Regions from separate parts of the Homo sapiens genome. Here region 2 is linked to region 1. Evidence: chromatin loops called from intact Hi-C (ENCODE). Cell type or tissue: mammary epithelial cell. All regions are shown on one strand.

Region 1 (5,000 bases):
CTACACCAGTAGCGTGATTCCTGGCAGTATATTAGGATTGTCCGATGAGCTTTTAAAATATACCGGTGTCCAGACTGCGCTTCCAGAGTGCCTGATTCAATTGGTCCAGGGTGAGGTCCTGGCACTGGATTTTTAAAAATTGCTCCCTGGTGAGTCTCCTGCGCAGCCAGAGTTGGCAGCCAGCACTGGCTTTGCGTAGCAAACAGCAGGGTCTATGATAAAGCCCGCCTGACTGTGCCATCCCCGGCTTAGAAACCAAGACTGCTTCTGGGTGCCTTCAGCGTGGAGTGCAAGGTCCCTAGTGACCTGACACTAGCTGGCCTCTGGAGCCCCATTGCTCCTCTTCCTTCTCATGCTTTGTATAGTCCAGCAGAATGGCTGCTTGTCTTTCTTGAGGACAGCCTGCTTGTTCACACCTCATGCCTTTGCACACTGCTGCTTTGCACCTGCAATGCCCTTTCTCCCTGAAACCGCACGCAAGTGGTGTTTAATTTTTCAAAACCTGCTTTAGATTTTGCTTCTTCTAAGTCCCTCCTGAGTTCCATCTCTCCTCTGTGCTCTTATAGTTTTGTTGCATATCGGCCACAGGTTATTGTAATTGACTCAAATTTGTACGAGTTTTCTTGTTAAACCTTGAACGCCTTGAAAGCCAGGGCTACATCTTATTGATCCCTATGACCCCAGCACTAAACACTGTGCTAGGTACACAGCAAAGGCTCTATAAATGCATATGATTATGTCCCAAATGGCGGTCCCAGAAGATGTGCTCATTCCTTTGCCCTCAAGTCATAGTCCCTTTAAAGTTTCCAAAATATAGTTCCATAAAGATGCGTGGAGGCAGACAGTCCACGAAAAGTGAAATTGAATTACAGTATTGTTGTGAAATGAAAAAAAAAAAAAAAAAGGCACGTAGCCCTGGATTGAAATCCTGCGTCTACTACTTACTAGCTGTGTGGCCTCAGACAAGTTACTGAACATCTCTGAGCCAGAGTTTCCTCATCTGTAAAACTGACAATCATATCTAATTTATAGGACGGGAATAAAGATTAAAAGACAGAATGTTAGCAATGTACCTACCAAGAAGTCACATCATAGAATGGGCAAGTGCTTAATAAAAGATAAATCAGGGTCCCTTATCCTTACTTCGTTGCCCAGTTTGTTTGTTTTCTTTTTGAGGCAGAGTCTCACTTTGTTGCCCAGGCTGGAGTGCAGTGGCGTGATCTTGGCTCACGCAACCTCTGCCTCCCGGGTTCAGGAGATTCTCCTGCCTCAGCCTCCCAAGTAGCTGGGATTACAGGTGCCCAGCAGTATGCCTGGCTAATTTTTATATTTTTAGTAGAGATGGGGTTTCACCATGTTGGTCAGGCTGGTCTCGAACTCCTGACCTCAAGTGATCTGCTCACTTTGGCCTTCCAAAGTGCTGGGATTACAGGCATGAGCCACTGTGCCTGGCCTCGTTGCCTGGTTTTAATCTTCTTGGAAAAATCAGTGATTAAGAAACTACCCCTAAATAGCAATCATCATCATAGGCAATAACAGTTAAGCATCTTATTATCTTCTTGCCATTTTGCATAGGACTTTGTGTGCGTGATGCTACTGAATTCCCAGGGCAGCCCCATGAGGTTGGCACTACTTTTATACCCATTTTATGACTGAAAAAACAGAGGCTTTGAAAAACCCTAGAGGCAAAAAGGGAAAGATGGGCATCTAAACCAGGTGGGCAAATCTCTTTCTGGAGCTCATTACACTGCCTGTCCCACCCATCTCATTCTATCAGCTACCTTTCTTCTGGGGCTTTGTTGGATTGTGTTTAGGTAACAAAGAATAATAATAGAAGGGCCACCTGACTGGTTGTCAATATGAAATGAATCAATTGTTCTTTGTATTTTGTCTTCCCTCCTCCAGCCAAACCTTGAGAACAAGTCTGGAAACATTTTGCATGTACTGGCAAACAGGATGGTGAATTGACAACACTTCTTGTTAGTAATTAGGGCATGGTAATGTGCTCCTTTGGTAATTAGTGCATTAAGGTAGCATAGATTGTATCGCTTACAGTGATTGAAAGGTATGGCAAGCTCAGAACATTATTAACATTTGAAGCTGGAAGCTGCTGGGAGGTAGTGTAGTGTGGACACTACGAGGGCTGGAGGGGAGTCGGAGGCCCTGGGTTCTTGGCCTGGCTGTGCCACTTATGTGCTGTGTGAGCTTGGACAAGTCACTTGGCCTCTCTGGACTTCAGTTTCTTTGGGGGTAAAATAAAGAGATCCGATTCTGGTGTGTGAAGGGAAGAGAAGGAAGAAAACAGGAGATGCTATCAGTAAAGACCTTGGCTAAAAAAAGAGATGAAGCTGATTCATCCTTGCTTCCACCCCTGGGAACACAAGGACTCCCCAGTGGGTGATGCGTTTAATCAGGGTAATCTAGGCTGTGCTGTAAGAACAGACTAACCCAGAAATGTTAGTGGTTTAGCATGACAAAGGCTTACGTATCACTCACGCAAATTCCAAAGCTGGTTAGGCAACTCTATAGGACCGTCTTTTAGGTGATGACTCAGAAATGTAAGCTGCTTTGATCACATGGCTTCCAGGTTGCTGCCACAACAAAAGGGACTGTTGGAGGGTCTTGCAGTGGCTCATGAACGCATTAGCCAGAAGTGACACGGAAGACTTCTACTCACAATTGATTGGGCGGTACTAGTCACACGGCCCCACCCAACCTTGAAAAGAGCTGGGAAATGTGGGGAAGGTACAACTCTACCAGGGAAAGAGAGAAAGTGAGCACTTACTAAGAGCTTCCTATATACTCGCAATTGATTGGATGGTACCAGTCACACAGCCCTACTCACCTTGAAAGGAGCTGGCAAATGTGGGGAAGCTACATCTCTACCAGGGAAAGAGAGAAAATGAGCACTTACTAAGAGCTTATATGTTCCATTTGTTCTTCACTATCTCTTCTATCATTCTTATTTTCCACATAAAGACATCGAGTCTCAAGAGCTTAAGTGTAAGTGCAGAAATTTATACTCTTAGGAATTTGCTGACCTGGAGTTCTAGCCCAAGTTGCTGATCTCAAAGCCCAAGCCCTTTGTACCTTTGCACAATGTTTAAATGTAGTTATAGGGCCCTCCTAGCCTGGATGATCCTGGGACTGCCCTCTTCTTTGAAACTCTGTACCTCTCATGTCCTTAAATGAAATCCCTTGCTAGAACACAAAACAAAACAAACTCAATTTCCTTGGTGGATTCATATATTCAGTATACTGTATTATGGAGGTTTTGTTGATTCAAATATTTTCTAATTGATGTGAAATACTGCCTTATGAAAATTCTTTGTGCTGTCCTGTAAGATTAGGGGAGAAAAAAGAAAGCCACAGAGCCTGGATGTCTTAATCTCATAGCAGCACACAATGGGTTAAAACTCAGGGCAGAGGAAGAGTTTGTGATTTTTCCCGGTCACAGAGAGATGAGAAATAAAATAGGGTGCTCTGGATCCCTGTCCTTTCGTCTGTTTCTCCTGGGATGGGCAGTGGTATCCAAGGTGCTAAAGAAAAAATTTCAAGGAGTGAAAGATGTCACAGAAGACTAAATGCCATGGACAGCTGTGGAGATGAAGGGACCCATTGAATGTGGCAACACAGTGGCTATCGGTGACTTTTGCCAGAGCCACTTCAGTGCAGTTGTGCAAACAAAGACCTGATTTAAGGATGCAGAAAGAAGAGGTAAGGAAGTAGATAGAGATGGTGGGTGTAGCATATGCTTTTAAGAGACTTGGCAGCGATAAGAAACAGGAACCATGGCAGGATCCTGAAGAAGAACAAGTAAGTGCTTAATTAAATTTGTTGATTGAGTGCTTTTTTTGGCTTAGCCAGTTTAGTTCTTAGTTACTTCCTGTCCATTAGTTTGATTGCTACTTAGGGAACAGGAATAGGTTTTGTTATTGGCTATTTTAAGTGGTAATTTATGAAGGTCAATCTACTGAAAAAAAGCCCATATGTATCATAGAGTCCGCTGGGGATTATTTGGAAGTTACTCACTGTTTTGGATGATGCAGGACACTGCCTTGAACCATTAACACAGATAATTAAATGCTGGCTCTAACAGATGAGAATTCCATTCTTTTGTTAATCATTAGAGTGTGTGGTTGTAAGCATGCACTATGAACCCCAGTGGTGCAGCATACTAGCCTGTAACCTTGGACACATTGCCTAGCCTCCTCTGTGCCTCAGTTTACTCATCGGTTACCTTGGGGACAATCATAGAACATGCTGCAAAGGAGTATTGGCAGAATTGGGTGAGTTCATGCGTATGAAAGGACTAGAAGGGTACCTTGCACACAGTAGGTGCTCAATGAAATGGTGATTGTGTAAATATTTGTTGAATGCCTACTGTGAACCAACATGGTTGGTGGCATTGGGGATGTAAGTGTAAACAAGATAAATGTGATCCTTGCCTTCAAAGCTTTCAGACTAGTGATGTTACAGAGAAGTAAACAGGCAATTCCAATATACTGTGACATGTGTGAAGATGGAGAAAGTACACAGTGCCATGGAGCATATGAGGGGTACCTAAGATAGATTTGCAGAGGTGCAGAGAAGACTCCGTCACAGAGGCTGTATCCAAGGTAGGTGTGATGAATCGAGAGATGCTGCTTTGGACCAGGGAAGAAAGGAGGAGCTTACATCCACTCTCGTCCCTCTCCAGCTCATCTCCCACACCATCAGAGGGATCTTTTAAAAATGTAATTTGAGCCTCCTTAGAGTCTTAATAGCCTCCCATGGCATTTGCCATAAATGTGAACATTCTTAGCACAGTCTTTAGGATTCTGCATCAGGCTTCTCCTTTCTTGGGTCTTTTCTCTCACTAGCTCTTATGTGCTCTGGGAAATTCTAACCATTTTTATTTTTGAAATGAGTCGTGTTGCTTCCCTCCCCACCCTCTTGTCTAAGTTCATCTCTACCCATTCTTTATATTTCAGAGCACTGGTACATCCTAAATGGCCTTC
Region 2 (5,000 bases), 280 kb after region 1:
AGCCCTCAGGGAATGGTGGGTCATAGATGCTGGGGCCACTGGGGGAGACTCAGGAGACTGAGCAGGAAAATAATCCCTTACAAGAAAAGAGAAAGAAAGGAAAGCCCACTTTTGCAGAAAGTAACTATCTTCAGCTGAGGATTCTCTACTTCTCACCCTGATTACTGAAACCTGCATGAAGGTAAATTTCAATCCCACCTTCCACTTATCTCTCTTCCACCTTGAAAATCCAGCTCTTTCTGACAGCTGGCAGATGCAAATATCAGACACCCCTCTGCCTCCATGGATTCGTCTGGAAAGTTCTCTGTCACTGCCGCAAGGCCACTCAGAGCTGACTCAGTTTCCCTCCTGCAGTATCTTTTTCATTTTCTCTGACCATGAGTGTAATATTTTTCAGGTCCTATTTGCTGTTTGTTTGTTGTTCTTTTCCTTGCCCCAAGCCCATTCGCTTGTTCCTGGTTGGTGGAGGGAAAGCCAGTCTTTCTGACAGCGGGGTAGAACTAAATAGATCACAATCCATAATGCGACCCTACAGTAAATAGTTGTATTGCTCCGAGCGATGGTGATATGGTTTGGCTCTGTCCCCACCCAAATCTCATTTCAACTTGTAACCCCCACGAGTCAAGAGGGGGACTGGTAATCCCCACATGTCAAGAGAAGGAGGTGACTGGATCACGGGGGCAATCTCCCACATGCCGTTCTCATAATAGTGAGTGAGGTCTCATGAGATCTGATGGTTTTATAAGAGTTTGGAAGTTAGTCCTTTGTGCTTCTTCCTCTCTCTCCAGCCGCCTTGTGAAGAAAGTGCCTGCTTCCTCTTCTGCCATGATTGTAAGTTTCCTGAGGCCTCCGAACCATGCAGAACTGAGTCAGTTAAACCTCTTTCCTTTATAAATGACCCAGTCTCAGAGAAGTTCTTTATAGCAGTGTGAAAACGGACTAACACAGATGGCATCTCTCAGAATGAGTTATAATGTTGGCTGAGGTATTCACAGGGCATATTGGTGTACTGAGCTCCTGCTCTGCAAGTTGTAGTCCACAGGGAGCATTCAGAGCCAAAATACGGTATTTTGCAAAGTTCAATAAGAGATACTTGTGCAGAGTTCTGACGAAAGATTCTTTCTAAGGCTTGCATGGGGCAGGGAGCTTTGAAGATGATAATAATTGCAATAACAGTGAAAGCTACCATTTACTGAGCTCTTGCTGTATGCCAGCACTGTGCTAAGAAGTTGATGTACATAGCTCATTTAACCCTTACAGTGGGTCTCTGAGATGCAGGTACTGTTATTCTGGTTTCAAAAATGAGAAAATTGAGACTCAGAGAGGCTAAGTTATTCCACCCCCAAAGTTTCCAATTCAGTATTTTTCTTGCGGCGGGGGTAGGGCAGGAGACATCTGAAAATGTGCAGTTCTAGCAAGCTTCCTGACGAAGCTGCTGGTGTCGGGGTGCTTTTGAGAACCGCATCTCAGGGTGCTTTTGAGAACCACATCCCAGGGTGCTTTTGAGAACCACAGAGTTACTAAGCGACTGTTTGAGGCTGGTGTTTCACCTGTTCACCTATGTTGAACCTCATCGCAGCCTAGCCAGCTAAGCTTCATTACCCTCATTTAAAATCTGAGGTCCAGGCTGGGCGCGGTGGTTCACGCCTGTAATCCCAGCACTTTGGGAGGCCGAGGTGGGTGGATCAACTAAGGTCAGGAGTTTGAGACCAGTCTGGCCAACATGGTGAAACCCCATCTCTACTAAAAATACAAAAATTAGCCAAGTGTAGTGTCAGGCACATGTAATCTCAGCTACTCCGGGAGGCTGAGGCACGAGAATCACTTGAACCCGGAGGTGGAGGTTGCAGTGAGCCGAGATCATGCCATTGCACTCCAACCTGGGCAACAGAGTGAGACTCTGTCTCAAAAAACTAAAATAATAAAATCTGAGATCCAGAGGAGGGAAACAGGTTCTCAGAAACACAGGTATGTCTGGCTTCGCATCTACTCTGTATAATAAACTGCAGCCACCTTCTGAACAAAAAAGCTTTCATGAACCCAGGGACACGGAGGGCTTCAAAAATGAATTTATAGAGAGGATTCTTGGACATGGCTTTTAAAACTAGTGGGTTAAATAGAGAATCCTGGTTGAGGTTGGCCTGTTCCTCTTGGCTGTCCCAGGGTTATTGCAAGAGCATGAGTCAAGCCTTAGAGTCATTTCTGATGCTTCACATTCCGGTCTGGTATTTTTCCAGGTACAGCTAGAGAGGAAGGTCTTGGACACTTACTTCTACCTGTGTACTTATGGTCTATGGCTCCATGTGCCCCAGGACATGAAATGATAACCCTGTCCCTTTCCTAGCACTGTAAATGGCCCTCTGGTGGACTGAAAGAGTTAATGCAGTTCCCAAAAGCTTTAACGTGGGAAGCACAGAGATTTAGAACAGCCTCTGCGCGTCGAGAACATCTCAGTCCTGGCTGTGTGTGCATTGGAATCACCTGAAGCAGGTGAAAAACACCGATGGCCAGCCTGAATGCCAGAGCTTCTTATGCACTTGGACCGGGAAAATCTAGCCTCCTAAGCATCCTTTATTAAAAAGCATTCCAGGTGAATTCTAAGATTGGCCAGGGGTGATCTGAGAACTGAGGAAGGATGAATCAGAAACTCCTAGAGAGCTTGTGAAAACACAAATTTCAGAGCTCCTCCCTGCAATTCTGATTCACTGGTCTGGGGGATCCAGAGAATGAGCATTTCTAGCAAATTCCCAGGTGATGCTGATGCTGCTGTCTGTGACCACACAAGGATGCTCATTCAAGTCACTTCAAAGAACCAAACTTGGGCCTCTCCAAGTCATGCAGCCAGGGACTGGCACATCCAGGAGGGGAACTCAGGTCTTTTCACTTTGACCTGATTTGCTTTGCTGCTCAGTGTAGAATCTCCTTTTTTTTTTTTTTTTTTTTTTTTTTTTTTTTTTGAGATGGAGTTTCGCTCTTCATTGTCCAGGCTGGAGTGCTATTGCACTATCTATCTCAGCTCACCGCAACCTCCGCCTCCCGGGTTCAAGCGATTCTCCTGCCTCAGCCTCCCAAGTAACTGGGATTACAGGCATGTGCCACCATGCCTGGCTAATTTTTTGTATTTTTTTTTAGCAGAGACGGGGTTTCACCATGTTGGCTGGACTGGTCTCGAACTCCTGACCTTCGGTGATCCTTCCACCTCAGCCTCCCAAAGTGCAGGATTACAGGCATCAGCCACCGCTCCTGGCCCCAGAATCCACATTCTTCTGTTCCGCAGACATTAATTAAAGACCAAATAATCACTTGGGGCTATTCTAGGTGCTTAGAGAATTGGGATGAGAAAGACAGACACATTTCCTGTCCCCTCAGCTTATGGTTTAGTGTAGTGGTCTCAACCAGGAGCAATTTCATATCTGCCCATACCCAGGGACACTAGGCCATGTCTGGAGACATTTTTGATAGTCACAACTAGGGGTTGAGGAGGGCTGCTGCCATCATCTAGTGCGTAGAGGCCAGGGGTGGTGCTGAACATCACAGAGTGCACAGGATGGCCCCCCACAACCAAGAATAATCTGGCCCCAAATGTCGATAGATCAGTAGTGCTGAGGCTGAGAAACCCTGGTGGTGGCGATAAGACACACACAAATATGTAATTACAATCCACAGGGGGAGATGTCTATGATGGAGGAAGTTGAGGATGCTCTTGGCTCCAGAGGAAGGCTATGGCATCTGGAAGGATTCCAGGCAGAGGTCACGTCTAAGCTAAATACCAAAAGATGAGTCAAATAAGAAAGCAAAGAATTAGAGACAGAAAGAGTAATCCTGACAACGGAAACCACATATGCAAAGAGGAAAAAAAAAAGCACCTTTGAAGAGTAGTGCTGGCTGGGGGCAGTGGCTCAGGCCTGTAATCCCAGCATTTTGGGAGGCTGGGGCGGACAGATCACCTGAGGTCAGGAGTTCGAGACCAGCCTGGCCAACATGGCAAAACCCTGTCTCTACTAAAAAACAAAAATTAGCCAACCATGGTGGTGGGTGCCTGTAATCCCAGCTACTTGGGAGGCTGAGGCAGGAGAATCACTTGAACTCAGGAGGTGGAGGTTGCAGTGAGCCGAGATCATACCATTGCACTCCATCCTGGGTGACAAGAGTGAAACTCCGTCTCCAAAAAACAAAACAAACAAACAAAAAGTAGTACAAACGACCAATCTCTGCCAGGCACACGGGCTTGCACCAACCACCATCTCAGCACCATGCAGTCATTAATGCATCTATGGTCACAGCTACATTACAGGGCAAGTACTTCTATGATTCCCATGTTATCGATGTGGCCACTGAGGCCCAAAGAGGTCACATGACTTGCCCCAGGTCACACAGCTGATGAATGGTGGAGCTAGAGTTAGAAGCAGGCACCCTGGCTGCTAGAGTCCATAGCCTCTATCATGCTGCTCCATGCAGATCATAATTCAGTGTAGTGGGAACATGAAGGAAAGGGAGTTGCGGGTGGATGGAGGAATTTGGGGCCAGAGAAGTAGGTGAGGGACCGGCAGACAGGGCCATGCCAGCCACCTAAGTGGCTTAGGCATATCTTAATGGCAGTGGGAAGTCATTGAAGGACTTAGCTGAGAAAGGGACGGAATTTAGATATTTGGAAAATAGCAGAGGTCAAGGAAGAGCTCAGATTATGAGTGAATCCAGGTCGAGAAGCCTTTAAAATTCATTATCCTCAAGGAAACATGGGTTGGTTCCCTTTGTATTCCAGGGAAAGGTGTGAGATTCTAGGTTTCTTAAAAAATCTCCCTGGACATCCCTCCAGCCTCTCTCCCAGCAAGAGTCAGCAGGTCACCCATCAGCTGGGGACAAAATTAGAACAAAGTAGGAAAAAGTGGGCATCATCGCTGCATTTCAGAGGGAGTCTTCTCTGTGGCCAGCCCCTGAGTATTATTTAGCCAGCTCGGTATAGTTAGCTTTAAAATAACAGAATTGTTTAGTAGCAGAAA

Evidence for each region. Peaks named below come from ENCODE experiments on the same cell type or tissue, not always from the same donor. Only the 100,000 strongest peaks of a DNase experiment are listed, where the experiment ranks them.
Region 2: a loop joins it to region 1, with 3 times the contacts of the local background. A loop is called at or near these places in 1 of 110 quality-filtered maps.

The regions. Positions count from the first base shown.
Region 1 is chr16:17,834,646-17,839,645 of GRCh38, reverse strand. No RefSeq gene overlaps it. Among named protein-coding and RNA genes, the nearest start is that of XYLT1, 370 kb to the right of the region's middle. RefSeq lists an enhancer at 1,899-3,098. In mammary epithelial cell, no CTCF peak of the experiment used is centred here; a DNase peak (open chromatin) is centred at 2,445.
Region 2 is chr16:17,554,130-17,559,129 of GRCh38, reverse strand. No RefSeq gene overlaps it. Among named protein-coding and RNA genes, the nearest start is that of XYLT1, 86 kb to the right of the region's middle. In mammary epithelial cell, CTCF peaks have their summits at 2,365 (motif pointing left) and 3,602; DNase peaks (open chromatin) are centred at 2,309, 2,669 and 3,779; H3K27ac peaks cover 416 bases.